Regions from separate parts of the Homo sapiens genome. Here region 1 is linked to region 2. Evidence: read pairs that join two places in POLR2A ChIA-PET (ENCODE). Cell type or tissue: Panc1. All regions are shown on one strand. Each heading gives the region's core, and the rest is flanking DNA. Links, peaks and the distances in the headings are about the cores only.

Region 1 (5,910 bases), core at 557-5,556, 280 kb after region 2:
CTGCAACCTCCACCTCCCAGGTTCAAGAGATTCTCCCGCCTCAGCCTCCCAAGTAGCTGGGACTACAGGCGCCTGCCACCACGCCCAGCTAATTTTTGTATTTTTAGTAGAGACAGGGTTTTGCCATGTTGGCCAGGCTGGTCTCAAAAGGTACGAAAAGTATTTTGTGAGATGCGTATGAATGGGGGTGTTTAAATATAAAACACTGTTCTAACACGTCTCACAGGAGACCAGCCTAATCTTTTACCAGCCGCACTTAACTGCAGTTGATTGTATTGCCAGGACACAGGCTTCCTTTCAGACAGTCATTCTTAATGAACTTGATGATGATTCATATTTCCTCGTGGACACTGGTAACTAGCACAGCGAAAACCAATCTGAGGACCTTCGTCTACTCGCATTTTTTAATAATCCGAGTGTAAATTGAGGTTGGCTCATTTGGGAGGTTGTGCTTACTGTACTTTTTCTCAAGTAATCTTTTATTCAATCTATTTATTCAGTTCTTACTTACTGAAGTGTACATTACATCTGAGAGCCGAGGGTGATAGCGAAACTAGGACCCTACTCTCTGGGAGTGTTTTAATGCCCAGCACTTTGGAAGCACGTAACGAATGTGAGTTCTTATCTGTTACCAGGGTGCCAAACAGCTGTTCAGGAGCTGCGACGGGTGTCTAACTGCTCACTGAAGAGGTCAAAGAGAGCTTTGAGAAATGCTTGCCCTGACAGTGATGTTTGTTCTCTCAGTGCTACCGCTGATCGCCTTCATACCAGCCAATCGCATAGCTGAGAACTCAAGCAAGCACGAAATAGAAAAACCTCAATTTGAAGAGTTTTATATTGAAAATATCCAGGATTTCCTGATTATTTTACAGACAAGCTAACGAAATTCAGTAGATGACCTGCGTTTCATCGCTGCCAGATGATAAACATTTGGGAGCAGGGACCACTTGCTGAAAGGCATCTTGAGAGATATGCTCCCACTTCTCAGATCGGAAGACTAAGGCCCCAAAGCCTCCAGATCTAGCCTCTTAATCCAGGCTTCTTCTTAGCCACTGTGGTCTCACCCCGTTTATCAGGCAGTGGGATCTGTCTGCCCCACCCAACTCCAGAGCTTTTCCTTTTGTTTTGGAATTGCCCTTGAGTTCTGCGCTGCTCTTCTCCTCTTCCCCGTGGGTATGAAAACACCAAGGATGTCAACAGGAAAAGACAAGGATCTGTAAACAGAGAAGCGAGCAGGAAACAAGGCCCGCATTCATGGGAATAAACTCAGCAACCCTAGAACATTTGCCATTCATAACGGCAAATTTTAATCAGTGGTGCTGAGAAACTCTTCCCAAGCAAAAAAGGCTTGTGTCTCTCTGGGGTGGGCCTCTCTCCTTGCTCCAAATCTGGTCTTAGTTCCCAGTCTAAGGTAGCTAGGGGATCTTCACAGCACACTCCTTGAACAATATCACATTTATATAACCTTGCCCCTCCCTTGTTTGTGAGTCTGGCTATTTCTTTCCCTGTTAAAAGACAAAACCCCAACCTCGTCATAGAACACCCACCAAACAAGAGCAGGAATCCCTCTTTATCTGATGGGCTTGCCATGCAGAGCTGCGGACCCTGAGTTGCCTGGCAGATGGGAAGCAAGCCCATCCTGCCCTGTGGAGGGGAGGGGCGGAGGAGAGCCCACTGCCAGTCCACAGCGGCCACACTGGAGAGACCTGCAAATCCGGGCTGGCCGTGCAAATCCGGGCTCATTGTCAGGCTGGCAGCATTGGCCAGGCCTGAGTAAATCAAGTGAAACAGAAGACAGATGGATGTGACCAAGTTATTGCCAAGAGGAAACAGACAAGGTAATTTTAAAGAGATGAAAAATAAGCTTTTCTACTCTGCATAATCATGGAGATGGAAAAGGTTAGATTCTTGCTTACCTTTTCAGTGCATATCTGTGTTTTTATGCATATGATTTTTGTTGTGATTTTTTTCTTTTTGACCTCATATGTTGCACCTATCTGTCATGTCACTGCTACCACTTTGCTACTTTACCTGAATATGTGAAAACGGACCTCGATTTTGAAACTCTTCCGTGGCACATTTTTCTTTTATTTGAAAAGATGCGTTTGATTTAGAAAATACAAAGGCACTCTCCTACTTTCTTTGCACCTGGGCTAAATTGGACATAGGTATCAAAATTAGCTACCTCCTCACCTGTGAAAGAGACACTGATAACAGATTGAGGGTGGGATGGGCCGGCCGTGAGGACCTGTGGTGCAGGTCGGGGTTGTCCAGGCCAGGGCAGTGTGAGTCAGGGACAAGTATGTGTTCCAGCTTTTGTGCTTGTGTCACAGAGGTCAGAAATGACAAGCAGATAGGGAAATCTGTGGCTTTGGTTTAAAATAGAGCCCAGGTAGGCCGGGCACAGGGGCTCACACCTCTAATCCCAGCACTCTGGGAGGCCGAGGCGGGCGGATCACCTGAGGTTGGGAGTTCGAGACCGCCTGACCAACGTGGAGAAACCCCGTCTCTTCTAAAAATACAAAATTAGCTGGGCATGGTGGCCTATGCCTGTAATCCCAGCTACTCGGGAGGCTGAGGCAGGAGAATCACTTGAACCCGGGAGGCGGAGGTTGCGGTGAGCCGAGATCACGCCACTGTACTGCAGCCTGGGCAACAAGAGTGAAACTCCCTCTCAAAAAACAACAAAAAAAATAGAGCCCAGGTATTGTATTTTGAAATCAATTTATATATAATATGTGTGTTCCATGCATATGTGCACATGTGTGTTCATGCAGCCATAAATCAAACATCTCTGGAAAGACACACCAGAAGCTAGTTGCTGTTGTGGTGGGAATTTGTAGCCATGGGCCAGGGGTGAGAGGAAAACTTAATTACATTGTAAACACTTTCTTTTTAAAATTTTAGAATGTGCACTTGCATTTCCCATTAAAACTAAAACATATGATAATCATCTTAACTAAAGGATATATTCTTTACAAGCATAGGAAAAATCTCAAAGTAGTCCCATTAAGCAATTTCTTCCTTGGCATAAGGGGAATAAAATCCTAGTTGTCACCTCAGTTTGAAGGGAGGTTAAAGTGGGTTATCTTTCCTTTATGACTTTACTACAGAGATGTTGAAGGGCCAAGCATATGTTCCCAAGTAAGCAAGTGGCTCTTGAGTACCATGGGTTCGGGGGCTCCTGATAGCAGTGCTACGGCAAAGATGGTGAGAACTTTGGTGTTTGTGTTGGTTGGGCCTGGATGCCACCTTCCTGGCCCTGTCATTGGTTCACCCGTATTCTTAGAAAGATCTGAGCTGGAGTGGTGGAGATTGAGAAAATGAATGAATTGGAAGAAGATTCTGAAGAAGTAGGAGTGACTGAAGAATCTGTGAGCTCCTCTATTGACAGGGAAGAGCTCCCTTCCCTGTGGCCCCCAATACAAATGTGAAAACCAATCCCAGAAAAAAACAACAACAAAGATCACTAATAGCAGTAGAAAAAAATACATTGGGGGTGGGAAATATTATATTCTAATATTAGAAGTAGGAGACTAGTTAAGGAGCTCCTGCAGCACTTCGGCCAAAAAGGAGTGAGATGGTGAAGAAGCGGGCAGTTGCAGAAATGATAGGAGTGACACCGTGCTTTCCCTCCCCTGGAAGACAGGGATCAGGATGTCGCTGCAGGTCTACTTGAAGGTATCAGTAGAAATGGACAGACAGCATCTGTATTAGTCAGTTCTTACACTGCTACAAAGACATACTTGAGACTGGGTAATTTATAAAGGAAATAGGTTTAACTGACTCACAGATCTGCAGGCTGTACAGGAGGCTTGGCTGGGAGGCCTCAAGAAACTTACAATCATGGCTGAAGGGGAAGCCAGCACGTCTTACATGGCGGGAGGAGGAGGAAGAGAGAGAGCGGGAGGAGGGAAGAGAAAGAGCGAAAGGGGAAGTGCTACATACTTTCAAATGACCAGATCTTGTGAGAGCTCTATCACAGGAACGGCAAGGGGGACACCCACCCCAACCAGGCCTTTCCTCCAACACTAGGAATTACAATTCGACATGAGATTTGGGTGGGGACACAGAGCCAAACCATATCAACATCCAAGCCTATGTCAGATCAAGGCCTAGGGAACTCGTGCAAAGGCAGTATCAAATGCATCCAACTTCGCCAGGAGGAGGGAGCTAAAGGATCAGACCAGGTGGGATGGAGAGTGAAGGGAGAAAGTGCAAGTAGATGCCAGAGTGGCCTGATTTTGTGGGTCACTTGCAGCTGCTGGTGAGCATACTAGGAGCCCTGAAGGAGACACAGGGAACACATATATGGGGATGGATAGGAGTCTGGGATCACTCACTTTCAGGCTTACGGAGTAGCTGAGTGGGTGGAGGTGTAGTCAAGAGAGATAGAGAGTTCAGGACAAAGTTTTGGGGGAGAAAATGACGAGTTCAGTTTTAAACATTTTTTTTTTCAATTTTAATTTTTCATTTTTGTGGGTCCACAGTAGGCAAATATATTTATGGCATATATGAGATATTTTGATACAGGCATGCAATGCATAATAATCACATCCATGTAAATGGGGTTTCCATTACCTCAAGCATTTAGCATTTCTTTGTGTTACAAACATTCCAACTATACTCTTTCAACTACTTAAAGATGTACAATAAATTATCATTGACTGTAGTCACCCTGTTACGCTACCAAATACTAGATCTTATTCATTCTCTCTAACTTTATTTTTGTACCCGTTAACCATCCCCACTTTCCCCTGCCTCCGACTACCCTTCCTAGCCTCTGGTAACCATCCTTCTTCTATCTCCATGAGTTCAATTGTTTTAATTTTTATCTCCCACAAATGAGTGAGAACATGTGAAGTTTGTCTTTCTGTGCCTGGCTTATTTCACTTAATATAATGATCTCCAGTTCTATCCATGTTGTTGCAAATGACAGGAACTCTTTTTTCTTTTTTATGGCTGAATAGTTCTCCACCATGTATACATACCACATTTTCTTTATCCATTCATCTGTTGATGGACAGTTAGGTTGCTTTCAGATCTTGGCTATTGTGAATAGTGCTGCAATAAACATGGGAGTCAGACATTTCTCGGATATACTGATTCCCTTTCTTTTGGGCATATACCTAGCAGTGGGATTGCTGGATCTTGTGGTAATTCTATGTTTAGTCTTTTGAGGAGCCTCCAAACTCTTCTCCATAGTGGTTGTACTAACACACATTTCTACCAAAAGTGTACAAGGTTTCCTTTTTCTCCATATCCTCTCCAGCATTCATTATTGCTTATCTTTTGGATAGAAGCCATTTTAGCTGGGTGATTGATATCTCATTGCTGTTTTGATTTGCATTTCTGTTGATCAATGATGTAGAGCACCTTTTCATATACCTGTTGATTATTTGTATATCTTTTTTTTTTGTTTTTTCTGAGATAGAGTCTCATTCCGTCACCCAGGCTGGAGTGCAGTGGCATGATCTCGGCTCACTGCAACCTCTGCCTCCTGGGTTCAAGCAATTCTCCTTCCTTAGCCTCCCGAGTAGCTGGGATTACAGGCATGCGCCACCATGCCTGGATAACTTTTGTGTTTTTAGTAGAGATGGGGCTTCACCATGTTGATCAGGCCAGTCTCAAACTCCTGACCTCAAGTGATCCCCTCACCTCGGCCTCCCAAAGTGCTGGGATTACAGGCATGAGCCACTGCACCTGGCTTGTATATATTCTTTAAAGAAATGTCTATTCAGATATTTTGTCCATTTTTAAATTGAATAATTAGATTTTTTTCCTATTGAGTTGTGTGAGCTCCTTATATATTCTGGATATTAATCCCTTGTTAAATGGATAGCTTGCAAATACGTTCTCCCATTCTGTGGGTTGTCTCTTCACTTTGTTGTTTCCTTTGCTGTGCAGAAG
Region 2 (5,910 bases), core at 286-5,285:
GAGCCCAGAAGTTTCAGATCTTCCTCAGCTGATATAGCAAGACCCTTATGTCTATTAAAACCAAAATTAACCGGGGATGGTGGCACATGCCTGTGGTCCCAGCTACTCAGGAGGCACAGGCAAGAGGATTGCTTGATCCCAGCAGGTCCAGGCTGCAGTGAGCTGAAATCGTGCCACTGTACTCCAGCCTGGACAACAGAGCAAGACACTATCTTACACACACACACACACACACACACACACACAGCTTATCCAGTTCTACCTAATAAACGTAACAACAACGGCCAGGTGTGGTGGCCCAACTCAGCAATCCCAGCACTTTGGGAGGTAGAAACGGGAAGACTGCTTGGGCCCAGAAGTTTGAGACCAACCTGGGCAACACAGCAAGACCTCATCGCTATAAATAACAATGAACAACAATAATCATAATGAAGTAAAAACAAAACGCTAAAATTGACTTAGGGATGATAAAGCAATGCACAGGAACTGTCAGAGTCCTTGGGCAGTGGGGCAGCATAGGAACAAGGCAATGTGGGGAGGCAGGTCATCGCTACCACATGGCTGTGGCCTCTGGCAAATCTCTTTCAGCTTCAGGGTTCTCACCTAGAAAACAGCATTATTATCTGTACTTTGTACAGTGGTTGTGACTTAAGAGAGATACTTTACGTAAAAAACTTAGCAAAATGCCTAAAGAAGTTGTTCAATAAGATAACTGTAATAATGATAATCTTTTACAAATATTAAACACCTCCTCGAAATACCTAGTGTTCCTAAGTAGAAGGCATCAGCACCACTTTACAACAGACTAAGAATGTCAGTGGATAGACTAGATATTAAAGACCCCAAAATGCCAAATTTCTATATTTCAAATAATGCTACCTAGGTAAGTTATTTTTAACAGCTAAGCCAGTTAGAAAATCCTGCAACAGAAGATCAGTCCTTTCTTACAAAGCATTTGTTGACCGGGCACAGTGGCTCACACCTGTAATCCCAGGACAGCTGGCAGATCACTTGAGCCCAGGAGTTCGAGACCAGCCTGGGCAACATAGTGAAGCCTGGTCTCTACAAAAAAATACAAAAATTAGCCAAGCATGGGCCGGGCGCAGCGGCTCAAGCCTGTAATCCCAACACTTTGGGAGGCCGAGGCAGGGAGGTCACAAGATCAGGAGATCGAGACCACCCTGGCTAACACGGTGAAACCCCGTCTCTACTAAAAATACAAAAAATTAGCCAGGCGTGGTGGCGGGAGCCTGTAGTCCCAGCTACTCAGGAGGCTGAGGCAGGAGAATGGCATGAACCCGGGAGGCGGAGCTTGCAGTGAGCAGAGATCGCGCCGCTGCACTCCAGCCTGGGCGACAGAACGAGACTCTGTCTCAAAAAAAAAAAAAAGTAGCCAAGCATGGTGGCGCAGGCCTGTAGTCCCAGCTACTGGGGAGGCTGAGGTAGGAGGATTGCTTGGGCTGGGGAGGTCAAGGCTGCAGTGAGCTGAGATAGCCCCACTGCACTCCAGCCTCAGTGACAAAGTGAGACCTTGTCTCTTTAAAAAAAAAAAAACAGCATTTGTTTAACATTTTAAATAACAAAAACAAAGCTTTATCTCTCTCTCAAGTAGTATTTCTCTAAATAACTCTTATTCTCGAATAGTTCATATGTAAATTGACATTACAGCTATGTCAAATAGGTACCTATTATATTTAGTTAGTTATTTATTTTTATTTATCTTTTTTGAGATGGAGTCTTGCTCTGTCGCCCAGGGCTGTAGTGCAGTGGTGCTATCTTGGCTCACTGCAAGCTCCGCCTCCCAGGTTCATGCCATTCCCCTGCCTCAGCCTCCAGAGTAGCTGGGACTACAGGTGCCCCCCACCACGTCTGGCTAATTTTTTGTATTTTTAGTAGAGACGGGGTTTCACTGTGTTAGCCAGGATGGTCTCGATCTCCTGACCTCGTGATCCGCCCGCCTGGGCCTCCCAAAGTGCTGGGATTACAGGCGTAAGCCACCACACCTATCCAGGTACCTATTATTAATTTTAAAAAATACTGTTAAAAGAGTTTAAAGAAATGTAATATGTGGACAGACGTCTCTCAGTGTTTACAAAGAAAAAAATAACACAGCCTCCTAAAACAAACAAAAGATATATTATATCCCCTATAATGCTTCAACTAAGCCCAAACATTCCTTAACTTATGTTGGCTCATAAGAAAAGCACATTGTTTTACAAACACCACAAGTTTATAGACTCAACTGTGAGGAAAAATATCCATAACAATTCAAGCAGCTCCAAATCAGAGCTTCTAATTCATATTAACGATCTGATGGTTTTGCTGGCACATACCGGAGGGCAATTCAAAACATATAATCAAATGATCAGATGACCTTATATTGAATAAATTATTTCCAAATACTTTTTAAGAGCTGTTTGCATTCTGGACACCTCCCTTTCCGAATAAGTTTAAAGCCATGTCTCCAGTGCAGCTGAACATACCTATCTTGCCAGGAACCATAAATGTCATATCATAATGCACTGAATAGATGAGGACGATCTTGGTCAGCATACAATTCTACTGTTTAGTCAGGGGTATATAAAACGTCTTCTAGGCAAACTGCAATCCCATACTAACCAATGAACTTTTTGTTTATAATTATGATTCCTTTTATAAAAAGAGACCATCTTATTTTAAATTTAAAAACGGATGCTTAGGCTGGGCACAGTGGCTCACACCTGTAATCCCAACACTTTCGGAGGCCAAGGTGGGTGGATCACTTGAGTCCAGGAGTTCGAGACCAGCCTGGGCAACATGATGATACCTTGTCCTACAGAAAAGTACAAAAATTAGCTGGGCACGGTGGCACCTCCCTGTGGTCCCAGCTACTCGGGAGTCCGAGGTGGGAGGATCGCTTGAGCCCTAGAAGCGGAGGCTGCAGTGAGCCGAGATTGCACCACTGCACTCCAGCCTGGGTGACCAAGTGAGACCTTGTCTCAAATAAAATAGAAGTTTAAATCAATATTCTAAGGTCATTTATCCCTTTCATTTTATTTCAGAAATAGGTAAATGCAGAAATTCAATCTGTCACTAACAAAGTTACTTTGTACCATATATTTTTTGCGGAGTAAAATTACCAGTTCCAACTTTAAAGTTTCCGAAGGATGCTTTCCCCATCTTTAGCTCCTCCCTTCATCTAATACAGCTTAGTCATAACCACCAAAGCCAAATAATTTTTAAACCTAGATCCTTCCTTCCTTCCCTCCTTCCCACTTACTCATGTATTTATTTATTCAGACTCAGGGTTCTACTGTGTCATCCAGCAGTGGCGTGAACATGGCTCACTGCAGCCTCAACTCCTTGGCTGAAGCCATCCTCTGACCTTAGCCTCCTGAGCAGCTGGGATCACACAGGTGCCCGCACTACCACAGCTGTGTTTTTTTTTTTTTTTTTTTGGAGAGACAGGGTCTTGCCATGTTGTCCAGGCTGGTCTCAAACTCCAGGGCTCAGGCCTCATACCCACTTTAAAATCAACACATCTGTCCGGGTGCGGTGGCTCACGCCTGTAATCCCAGCACTTTAGGAGGCGAAAGCAGGAGGCTCACTTGACCCCAGGAGTCTGAGACCAGCCTGCGCAACACAGGGAGACTTCTCTCTTTCAAAAGAATTGTTTCGGCCAGGCGCGGTGGCTCACGTCTGTAATCCCAGCACTTTGGGAGGCCAAGGCAGGAGGATCACGAGGTCAGGAGATCAACACTATTCTGGCTAACACAGTGAAACCCTGTCTCTCCTAAAAATACAAAAAATTAGCCAGGTGTGGTGGCACGTGCCTGTAGTCCCAGCTACTCAGGAGGCTGAGGCAGGAGAATTGCTTGAACCTGGGAGGCGGAGGTTGCAGTCAGCCGAGATCATGACACTGCACTCCAGCCTGGGTTACAAACAAAAAAACACTAGTAAAATTCTAAATTCAAAGATTATAAAAATAAGTACCATTTTTTGTTTGTTTGTTTTTTGAGACAGAGTCTCGCTCTGTCACCCAGGCTGGAGTGCAGTGACACAATCTCGGCTCACTGCAACTTCTGCCTCCCAGGTTCAAATGATTCTCCTGCCTCAGCCTCCAGAGTAGCTGGGTCTACAGGCATGCATAACCACACCTGGCTAATTCTTTTGTATTTTTAGTAGAGACAGGGTTTCACCACGTTGGCCAGGCTGGTCTCGAATTCCTGACCTCAGGTGATCCGCCCGCCTCGGCCTCCCAAAGTGCTGGGATTACAGGCGTGAACCACCGCACCCAGCCTTCTTCCTCATTTCTTGTTAACAATTTTAACATAAACTGACAAACCTGATCACCGAAATACAACATTCAAAGGCTTTAGCAGAAAAAGACTGAATTGCAGTCAGTGAATCAAATTAGTAAAAATGTTTACTTTATCATCATTTTAATCCTGAAAGTGACATTAAGAGTTTTATCTTGTATTAAAACACAGTTTACCTCCCAACAGATTTTTTTTTCTTCTCCTTCCTTTCTGACTGAGAAGTTGAGCAGAGACAGATGCCCAACCCCAGCTTCCACCAGCTTCCTGCTGAAAATCAAGAGCAAGGCAGCCCACCAAGTGGCCCCGGCAGGATTCTGGCCATTCCCCACTACACATGGGTTGCCACTGACTGCTTCATTTGGACCCCAGGGTGAGCAACTCCCTCACGCTTGTCTTGAAACACACATGTAATAAGCGTTTAGTGTTAGTAATAGTGTGTTACTAAAATGAAGATTCAAGCTGACAGCAGGGGAGGTGGATTCCAAAAATCACAGTTAATTACCAAAGCCGCTAAGCCAAGTTATTCAAATGTCTTATTACCAAGGTATAGCCATAAAACTTACTGCTCCAGGCTATAATACCTTCAAACTCTTCAAGTTTTAAAGACACATTATACATAGGATTCTGCCAACTGGAGGCTATCTACCAACTTGTGAGTTGTTTCATCATGAAGGAGGCAAATGGTAGGTCACGAGACTCTGGGTCTCATTGAGAAGTATAAAAACTTACCAAGCAGTGAAGGGTATTGGAGAGAGAAAAACAGGATTTTAAAATGAAGATTCCAAACCACTGCCTACCAATCTGGCACGGCAAGTCGGGCAAATACACACTCAACGACAGTCACTGGGGTCGGAGTAAAAAGAAATGGATTTAAATTAAAGATGGAAAGACTTAAATCAGACTTAAAGAAAAGCCTCTTGATGTAAATTGCTAAGCACCTACGGGAGATAACCAAATCTACCTGTTACCACTAATCTATCAACTAACAAGACAAAGCCTCCAGCTAGGCGTTACTGTGCTGATATATATTAGGAAATAAGTACCCAAGGCATAGAAAAATCGCTGACACAGAGAACCAAGCCATAATGTAATATTAATAAAAGTAAACATTTGACCCTTTACCACCTCTAACACGTGGCACCACCAGGAATATTCATCCATGCCTCACCATTCAGGGAAGGTAAGTGAGCTCACTCAGGAAGTGCCACCGTCTTCCAGGTCACTGGTAAGGACAAACTGCCTGCTGCGTCTACCTTCATTCAACAGACCTCGACCGAATCGCATCCCAAAGCCGGCTATGTGCTTGGAACTTACTGAGCAGCTATGGAGTTTGGCTTTCAGGAACTCTGGGTCCAGTCCTTAAAACCAAAAGTGCAATACAGGGCGATGAGAACTTCTATTGCTACATTCTCCTAGCAATAAAGAAGACAAAGCCCCAGCTGACTCTATTATTTGCTTCTTAACAGTGCTTTACTATAGTATTAAAGGGTTTTCAAACACTTCATTTCCAGCTTCTCTTAAGCATAATGCGTGCCTATTGACTCTCGACTGTGCCATCAAACGTTAAAACAGAACCTGTCGTTTCATTTCTAGCTTTCTATGGCTACCTCTA

The links. ChIA-PET counts read pairs that join two places held together with the same protein. Peaks named below come from ENCODE experiments on the same cell type or tissue, not always from the same donor. Only the 100,000 strongest peaks of a DNase experiment are listed, where the experiment ranks them.
Region 1: POLR2A ChIA-PET joins it to region 2 with 6 read pairs; 2 of 35 experiments call an interaction of 5 or more read pairs at or near these places.

Annotation. Positions count from the first base shown.
Region 1 is chr18:3,282,422-3,288,331 of GRCh38, forward strand. No RefSeq gene overlaps it. Among named protein-coding and RNA genes, the nearest start is that of MYL12-AS1, 23 kb to the left of the region's middle. In Panc1, for the core only: no CTCF peak of the experiment used is centred there; no DNase peak of the experiment used is centred there; H3K4me3 peaks cover 2,577 bases; H3K27ac peaks cover 4,548 bases.
Region 2 is chr18:3,005,462-3,011,371 of GRCh38, forward strand. All of the region lies in intron 1 of LPIN2 (lipin 2), which reads right to left. Among named protein-coding and RNA genes, the nearest start is that of LPIN2, 4.7 kb to the right of the region's middle. In Panc1, for the core only: no CTCF peak of the experiment used is centred there; a DNase peak (open chromatin) is centred at 3,230; H3K4me3 peaks cover 229 bases; H3K27ac peaks cover 847 bases.